Regions from separate parts of the Homo sapiens genome. Here region 2 is linked to region 1. Evidence: read pairs that join two places in POLR2A ChIA-PET (ENCODE). Cell type or tissue: A673. All regions are shown on one strand. Links, peaks and the distances in the headings refer to the core of each region. The heading gives the core; the rest is flanking DNA. Region 1 overlaps DELEC1 (deleted in esophageal cancer 1). Region 2 holds the start of LOC105376232 (a long non-coding RNA gene).

Region 1 (4,397 bases), core at 119-4,118:
GTGTGCATAGGTATGTGTGCATGTGTTTTGCTTTTCAACCTAAAAGCGATCATACAATATGTCAACAGCCTTGTGTGTTAAGCACAACAGAGTTCCTCTCATTCGTAAATGAAGAGTCTGAGGCTTGAGACTTGGTTTGCCCAAGTCCAGTAGCATTAATACAGGCAGCCAGGTCTTCAGATAGCTGCCCAATTCCCTTTTCGCATCTCAAATATGTGAGGTCTTCAGACACCTTGGAGATAATATTTGCTCTCACCTCTTTCCTCAAAGAATTAAATGTGACTTGCCATCTTGAGTTTTGTTACAAAAGATTGTAATGCTATTCAATAGTGGTATCATATGTTATTTACCATGGAAAAAGATGGCAAAAACTCCCCCTGAGGAACTGCACTAAAAGTAAAAGATCAAGACCAAGGGAAGAGAAAATACAAATATTCGAACCCTATGTATCTAACATGATTAATATATCCGAGATACATATGCGGCTCTGGTTACCAGAAGCCAAAGAAGAAAAGGGAAGAAGATTCATTTATTTGTCCTTAGGAAAATAGCAGTTCCCCAGTCAAAGAAATATTTTGCAAGCACTTAGATCTCAGAGAGGTCATTTAAAAGGCCTTTAGCATTTATTCAACAAATACTTATTTACTAGCTACTATGTACCAGGCACCATGCTAAGATATGAATATACATAATGAAGAAACAATGTCCTTGTTTCTGTGAAGCCAAGTCTAGTGAGGGAGAAAGATGTTAAAATTATACTCTTCTATATATTATGATATGGTCAGTGATATCTTTTGGCTCTGCGTCCCCACCCAAATCCCACCTTGAATTGAAATAATCCCCACATGTCAAGGGCAAGGCCAGCTGGAAGCAATTGGATCTTGGGGCAGTTTCCCTTATGCTGTTCTTGTGATAATGAGTGAGTGTCACAAGATCTGATGGTTTCATAAGTGTCTGGCATTTCCCCTGCTTGCACTCATTTTCTTTCCTGCTGGCCTGTGAAGCAGTGCCTTCCACCATAATTGTAAGTTTCCTGAGACCTCCCCAGACATGTGGAACTGTGAGTCAATTAAACCTCTTTTCTTTATAAATTACCCAGTCTCCAGTATTTCTTCATAGCACTGTGAGAACAGACTAATACAGTCAGTAATGGAAAAGAGTAAGATGATGGGAGAGAATTTGAAAGGATTTGGTTTAGCTAGAAGATAGCTCTTGTTAAAGTGATACTATAGCTGAGATTGAAAGCTAACTAGGTTTTAAAAATTTGGAGCATTAAGAAGAATAGTGTTCAGCAAGAACAGCAGATGTGAAGGTCCCAAGTCAAGTACAAGACTGATGTATTCCAGAAACTTTTAAGGACAGTGTGTTAGTGTGAATTTCAGAGGCCAAGGAGGAGAATAGTCTGGGATGAGCCCTGAGAGTAGCAGGAGCCCAGTCCCCTTCCCTGCAGAGCTTTGCTAATGTTGGTGAGATGTGGTCTGGAGAGAGACATTAAAACTACTGAAGGATTTCAAGAGAGAAAGTGGCTGTCAGATTTGCATTTAAGACTATTGCTCTGGCTATTGGAAATGATAGCAAGAAAAGTGGGTGAAAACAAGAGTGCAAGTCTGGAAACTAGAAGGAGGTTATGGAAGAGGCACCTTTGCCAGAGATTAGGGTGATCTGGAAATACGATAGAAAATAGACATTCTAGGACGGGCACAGTGGCTCACGCCTGTAATCCCAGCACTTTGGGAGACCGAGGTGGGTGGATCACGAGGTCAGGAGATCGAGATCATCCTGGCTAACACGGTGAAACCCCGTCTCTACTAAAAATACCAAAATTAGCCGGGCGTGGTGGCGGGCGCCTGTAGTCCCAGCCACTTGGGAGGCTGAGGCAGGAGAATGGCAGGTGAACCCAGGAGGCAGAGCTTGCAGTGAGCCGAGATCGCACCACTGCATTCCAGCCTGGGTGCAGAGCAAGACTCCATCTCTAAAAAAAAAAAAAAAGAAAAAAGAAAAGAAAATAGACATTCTAGAGTTAAAAACTCAACAAGCTTGATGCAACCATCTTGTTTCAGGGGAAGGCAATTACTGCACAGAGAATAATCATGGACAATGCCCCTCAAACCTCCACATCCCCAAAATCAGGACATATAGAAGGTTGGAGCAAAAATATAACCTTGGCTAAAATAATTAATAGTGTTCTTCTTGATTCAATTTGCAGGAGACATTCAGAGAAAATATCCACACTCAAAACTGAAATATGAGTGCCACACAGTCATTGCAGCTCACATCTGGGAATTTTCACCAAGCAACTGAAAAAAAGGCTATTTTCAGTTCTTTCATATGCTCTTTTTGTCATAAGTTGGGTTCGGGGGGTGGGGTTCAGAACCACAGTTGCTGTGGTGAGAGAAGCAAATTTGACAGCTTCTGGCAGAGCAAAGCACAAGTATTTCCTGCAGAGTTTTTCAAAGTAAATGGGTCTCCCTCCCTGGGCAGATACTGGCAATCCTTGATGACTCACTTCTGAGGGGCTTAGCCCATCAAGGATTCAAAGAGAGGGAGAGGCCTGGCACCAGGCCCAGTGCTGGTGACAAAGTGGCTTCTTGCCTGCTTTTTTGTAGTTGCTCCAGTGGGCACATCTGTGCCCGGAATTTGTCATGAGACAATGAGGGTTTGTTCCCTGTATCCGAAATGATGACTTCATGATTCTTTTATGGCAGAGTAAGAGTTGGAGCAGAGGAGATAGAGGATTAATGGAGTTAAAGGAGCATATTACAAAGATTGAGTTTCATATTGGTTAAGATCTGGAATGCTTTCTATCTGGCAAACTGTAAAATCCAAAGCATTAATTACATTGACAATAAGGACCCAAGTGTCCTCCCATTTAGCTGTTTTCAAAAGGTATTATGAGTATCCAAGCTGTCAGGGTGATGTGTGTAGACTTTTTTTCCTTTCCTGTGTCAAAAGCATGATGTTGAGCAGTGGCTTTTAACATTTTTGACAATAACCCATAGTCAGAAGTACCTTTTTTTTTTATTGTGACTCTCAACACACACATGTAGTGGAAAAAGTTTAATAAAAAATACCACTGCAATAAGTAACACACACAGTTTCTATGATATTTTACTTATTAAATTATTTCCTGTGTAAAAATGTGCCTGTGACCCAGTAGATTGTTTTCATGACTCTCTAACAGGTTGTGACCTGCAATTGGAAGACATAGATATTGAGGAAAGAACACAGGTCTTGGCTGTTGAGGCTCATGACCTACCTCCCCAGCTGTAGGAGATTTTTCTGTGCTTTAGTATATGAGTAAGCATGAGAGAGGTGATGCTTCAGTAATACACACTCCCAACATTTCAGTGGCTTAAAACAACAAAAGTTTATTTCACACTCATGCTATAATGGAGGCTTGACTCCATATGATGCAGAGATCCAGGCTGCAGGAGCCTTCACATCAACCCTACTTTCTCCTCATCTGCTGCAAGAGCAATTTTACTTCTAGCTCTGACTCTTTTTTTTTTTTTTGCTGTATGGAGCTGGGCAAGTCATAGAACCAGGGCTGACTTTATGTGCATGTGACTTAGGCAGTTGTATAGGGCCTGGTGCTCAGAAGGGCCTTGTGGCTTGGCTTACTACTCTGCTGTCACTGCCTTGAAAGTCTTAATAATTTTTTAACAAGAAGGCTCTTTTTGCACCAGGCCACACAAATTATGTAGGTCATTTGCATACAATCTTTTCTAAGTCTCCATTTCCTCATCTGTAAAATGGGTTAATAGAGAAGAACTCATAGCATTCTTAAGAGGACTAAAAGAAAGAGCATAGTACATACACATGTAGTTTTCAACTTGCTGCCTTTATCTTCAGTAGTACCGCTACAGAAAACTTTTACTTAATCAAGTTAGACTTCTCACCTTGAAAAGCTGTACTTCCTTATGTTGCCCTCCCTACTCCCTTCTGTTTATCTAAATTTTGTTCATTATTCAGGGCTCTACTCTAACACCTCCTCAGGGTCCTCTTCCATGACTGTCCAAGCTGTTTTCAGAACCCCTACCCCATTAATTGTGGATCCCTTCTTTATGACTCACTTACTTTTGTTTCCTCTTCTCCTTTGGACCCTTCCTTGGTTAGGATCCCTCCTACCTCGCCTGGAACATTAAACAGCCTCCCCATTAGTAACCCTTTTAGTAGCCCCTCTCCAGTTTGCCCTCCAGTTCCACTCTCCATCATACCAGGGTCATCTTCCTGTTACCCCGAAATGTCTTTTCTATCATGCCATTTCAGTTTTCAGAGACTTCAGTGGCTCTTCTCACCTAAAGGGCACTGCCCTTAGTCTTGCATTTAGGATCTGGCTCTCAGGCCACATTTTGGGTCTCATTTTCCTCCACTCCACTCACACACTGCTCCTGCAT
Region 2 (4,397 bases), core at 66-4,065, 200 kb after region 1:
GTATGTAGAGGGTCCTGCCATGCCTGGGGTTTCTCTTAAGATATTTTATATACATGTGGTTGGTTCAGTCGAGGAGAGGCACAAAGTTAATCTAAGGCCTTCTCTATTCAAAACTGTCAGGTCCACAGTTTTTATTCATGGAAGCTTCTGTAGGCTATTCTATAGGTTGGTGCAAAAGTAACTGCAGCTTTTGTCAGTAAAAGTAATGCCAAAAAACTGCAATTTCTTTCGCACCAACCTAATATGTACATCTGAATGGGCTGTAAGCAGACATCTGCCCCTGGCAACAACCAACTGATGATTTTTTTTTTTTTTTTTTTGAGACGGAGTCTCGCTCTGTCGCCCAGGCTGGAGTGCAGTGGTGCTATCTCCGCTCACTGCAAGCTCCGCCTCCCAGGTTCACGCCATTCTCCTGCCTCAGCCTCCCGAGTAGCTGGAACTGCAGGCACCTGCCACTGTACCCGGCTAATTTTTTTTTTTTTTTTGTATTTTTAGTAGAGACGAGGTTTCACGGTGTTAGCCAGGATGGTCTCGATCTCTTGACGTCGTGATCTTCCCGCCTCGACCTCCCAAAGTGCTGGGATTACAGGCGTGAGCCACCGTGCCTGGCTGATGATATTTTATAATTAAATTAATCCATTCAGACAGACTTTCTGATATTCAGATTTTAAAATGCAAAAGAGGATAGGGCAGTTATTTGCAAGATAAATCTCTCTCAATAGTAAGTATAGTTTTGTATAATATTGTATAAAAACAATGCTAATAACAAAATGTATTGAAAATTCACTATATTGGACATTGAATGTTATTTACATTACCTCATTCAAACTCCACAAGAATAAAGTTTGGATTGCCATTCTACATTTACAGTTGAGTTAAGTGGCTCAGAAAGTGGAAACAACTGGGCCAAAGTGGAGGAGGAATTAGAACTCAAGTCTGTTTTGCTCATTTTTGCTACCATGTGAAGCTATCTTTAGGGTGTCAGCCATAAGTTTTGATCAGGTTGTCCTGCCACTGACTTGATAAATCAGCCCCTCAGGAAATAATCTACATGCAGAACTTCCAACTGATTGGAGAAAACAGAAGCTCAGAACCCTGCATTTCTGTCGCATACCATTCTTAGTGTAGAATTGGAACTTTAAATACTGGAACCCTGCTCTGAGACTCTGCAGGCCTAATCATCAACGCCTCCTCTAGGTGCCAGCCATAGAAGGACCACGTTGGGTCTGGCCCTTATTTCAGGGAAAAGGAGACTTTCTGCCCAGTCTCCAGGCTGCTGAATCAGCCTCTTTCTTCCTTTGGCTTTCAGAATTTACTTTCAACCCTTTATTTTTCAGTTTGATGGCCTCACACAGACTGACTTTTGTGAATTGACAGAGATAAAAGAAAATAAAAACCTGGTTATGAACCACTGAGTCTATAAACTGGATACTTTCCTAGATGTGTGGAAAATATAACAGTGCTAGTTTTTTTTTTTTGTTGTTCCTCTTGGACTGTGAGTACAAGGCTCCTTCTTTGAGAATGAGCAGGAATGCCTATAAGGAGTTTTCTTTTTATTTTCCCTGACTCCACTTTTTGTTTCTGGATTATGATTTATATCAGAAAACATTTCCTATGGTTTGGAGATATTTTTAGAAGTCTGAGGGTGGTCTCAGGAAAAATGGAAAATACTCTGTTATTTGTTTCTTTATCTTCCAACTTCTCTCTTTAGGTTCCAATCCGGACCTTGCCCTCAGTCTTACTCCTTTCACTGTCCGAGCCAATCTTTTGTCCCTTGTTTATTTCTGTAGGGAAACACCCAATGCAGGAGGTGATAGCTCTGGAATTTGTCATTGATAAGCCACCTCCTTCCAGAAATCACAAATTCATTCTGACTGAACCCTTTTTTGCTTTAAATCAGAGGAGCGGTAATTTCTAGTTTGAAAGTGACAGACACATGTGGATGGTATCCTTGGGAAGAGGAGGAAGAGCAGCACTACAGTGTTATTTTACAGACAGCGTCCTACCTCATCTATGGGCACAGAAAGGCAAGGGAGATCCTTATTTTATACCTCTATGAGAAGGTAGTCTTTTAGCATTGCAGAGATCCTGAACCGATACTTTAGGTGATATGAAATGTCAATCATACAGCACCCCTGATGAAAAACCACTGGGCCTAGAAACTTTGAATACTTATGGTGCTGAATAACTCATTACTTTGGAAAGTTTGCTGTTATTATCTTGTGCTTCTTATCATCAAATATGTTCTCAGGGCCCATTGAGTGCTAGGAAGATCTTGAATCATTTGGAGAAAATGCAGCACTGTGTATTGGTCTCCAGACAGGTTATATTCCTGGCTGAGGTCACAACGTCTGGTGCAAAACTGAATAATGCGAGGGTGATATGGGATTCGTAAGCATTTTTACACTCCTGCTAGGACAAGAGAGGGTTTTGGAGATACAGATTCAAAGACAATTATACGTGAAACAGCAAAGTCTGATAGTTGAGGACATGGCCTCAGGATTCAGAGTTCACTACTTATTATCTACATAAAGTTGACCAGCTTACTTAATCTCCATGAGCCTTGGTTTCTCCATTTGTAACATGGGGCTCACAGAAGTATTTGCTTCATAGGGGTGTTGAGAAAATGAAATCACTTAATACATGCAAAATATTGAGAATACTGCCTGGCATATAGTAAAAAAGAGCTCAGTAAACTTAAGCCATTATTGTTATGACCCTGACTCAAGCATGTGTTGAGAAATCCTGAATCAAGTGTAGTATCATCATAGAGGAATGGAACACTTGTTTGTTAAATCTTTGCACTTGCAAGATTTTTAGTGGACACTAAGTTCTTTACTTTTACAGTCTCATTTGCTCTTTTCTAAAATCCTGTTGTCTGGGCACATCTTAATGTTTCCCATATTACAGATGGGAGACTTGTAGCTCAAAGAGGTCAGACATTTTTTCCCAAGGCCTCAGCTTAAATGTCACACCTTCAGAGATAGATGCCTTCTCAAAGCACTCAATATAAAACAGTCACCCACTCCCGTTTTACATTTACTCTAAGATTATCATCTGCATGTTATTCACTATTAGCTGGCATTTTTGTCATATTCCTGTGTGCGACTGTGCTTATTTTATGCCTTTTCCCAGCTAGAACACAAGCTTTCTGAGGATAGGAACCTTTCTTGTCTTGGCACAGAACCAATCTCCAGCATTTAATATGTTGCAAATCTTTGGTAAACATTTGCTGAAGGAGTAAATGAAGGACACTAGAAGGAGAACAGAATAGAACAATTATTCTGTAAGAAAAACAGAAGGAGCTGTCTTTGCTTTCCAATGCTATCCCCAACTTCATGACCTTGGGCAACTGATTTCCTGTCTCTAAATTAGGGAAATGAGAATAGTAACCTCTACTTCCTTACAGCTATGATGAGGAAAAATAAAATAAAATTTAAAAATCACTTAGCATAGTGCCTGCGCATACCAAGGGCAAAATAAATGCTGGCTTTTGTCATTGGAGGAGGCAGGATTTGTGAGGTTTGTTTGAGAGTCTTTCCTGCTATGTTCTATGCTTATATAGGAAATTATGAATAATAACTTTGATGAGAACAGAAAAGTTCAATAAAACCATCATCTCTTTGTTCCATTTGGTTACTTCAAATTTGACAATTATCTTTTAATGGAGAACTGAACTAAATGTTCTCATTATTTTCTTTCCAGACTAAATGCTCCTTCTTAAACTAAGTCTCCCAATCCCACCTCATATGTAACTATTTTATTTCTTCCCACAAGCTCAAGGAATGTAAAAAAAAAAAAACGAATCTTAAGATGTTAAGCTTAGTGGAAATGCAGGAAGGGCTTACAGGTTGGTTGCCTGGTGCAATTTTCTGTCATGCAGGGAAACCAAGACTGAGAGAGGGAAATGGATTCACCTCCTGACACAGTGGACAAGCCAGGACTTGAACCCAGGTCTCTTTAATACAGTTTCTGCCATGTTTCCCTGACACTCACACAGAGAAAACAAATCTACAACAGTTATGTCTCCACTTCGTAAACCTTCCATTCTCCATCACCACTTCCAAATAAAGAATAACGGTTGTTACAGGAATATGTCATTACTTGCCCATTTCGAATTGCCAACCAGGGACTCCCATTTCCAACATGTTTATGTAAAAGATTAGGAGACTCTTTGCTCTAATTGGTCATTTTTCCACTGAGTAATAGAGTTGCATCATTGTTGAATTGGCTCAGCCTGACACAGGCAGACACACTGATATATGTATGCTTTAATCTGTTAGGACCAATGAGGAAAGAAAACCGTTATTTACTTTTTGTCCTGACCTCACCATTTAGCCATGGCTCTTTGAGAGCATACTTCATTTACTGAACAAACTGCTCAGTAGCATCAATAA

What was found. ChIA-PET counts read pairs that join two places held together with the same protein. Peaks named below come from ENCODE experiments on the same cell type or tissue, not always from the same donor. Only the 100,000 strongest peaks of a DNase experiment are listed, where the experiment ranks them.
Region 2: POLR2A ChIA-PET joins it to region 1 with 5 read pairs; 2 of 35 experiments call an interaction of 5 or more read pairs at or near these places.

The regions. Positions count from the first base shown.
Region 1 is chr9:115,162,190-115,166,586 of GRCh38, forward strand. All of the region lies in intron 1 of DELEC1 (deleted in esophageal cancer 1), which reads left to right. All of the region lies in intron 1 of LOC124902257 (a long non-coding RNA gene), which reads left to right. Among named protein-coding and RNA genes, the nearest start is that of DELEC1, 23 kb to the left of the region's middle. In A673, for the core only: no CTCF peak of the experiment used is centred there; a DNase peak (open chromatin) is centred at 2,562; H3K27ac peaks cover 1,767 bases.
Region 2 is chr9:115,365,226-115,369,622 of GRCh38, forward strand. The region is part of intron 4 of DELEC1 (deleted in esophageal cancer 1); the gene reads left to right. It overlaps LOC105376232 (a long non-coding RNA gene), which reads right to left and starts at 1,191. Exons shown (of 4, transcript XR_930265.3): 1 at 819-1,191. In A673, for the core only: no CTCF peak of the experiment used is centred there; no DNase peak of the experiment used is centred there; H3K27ac peaks cover 1,462 bases.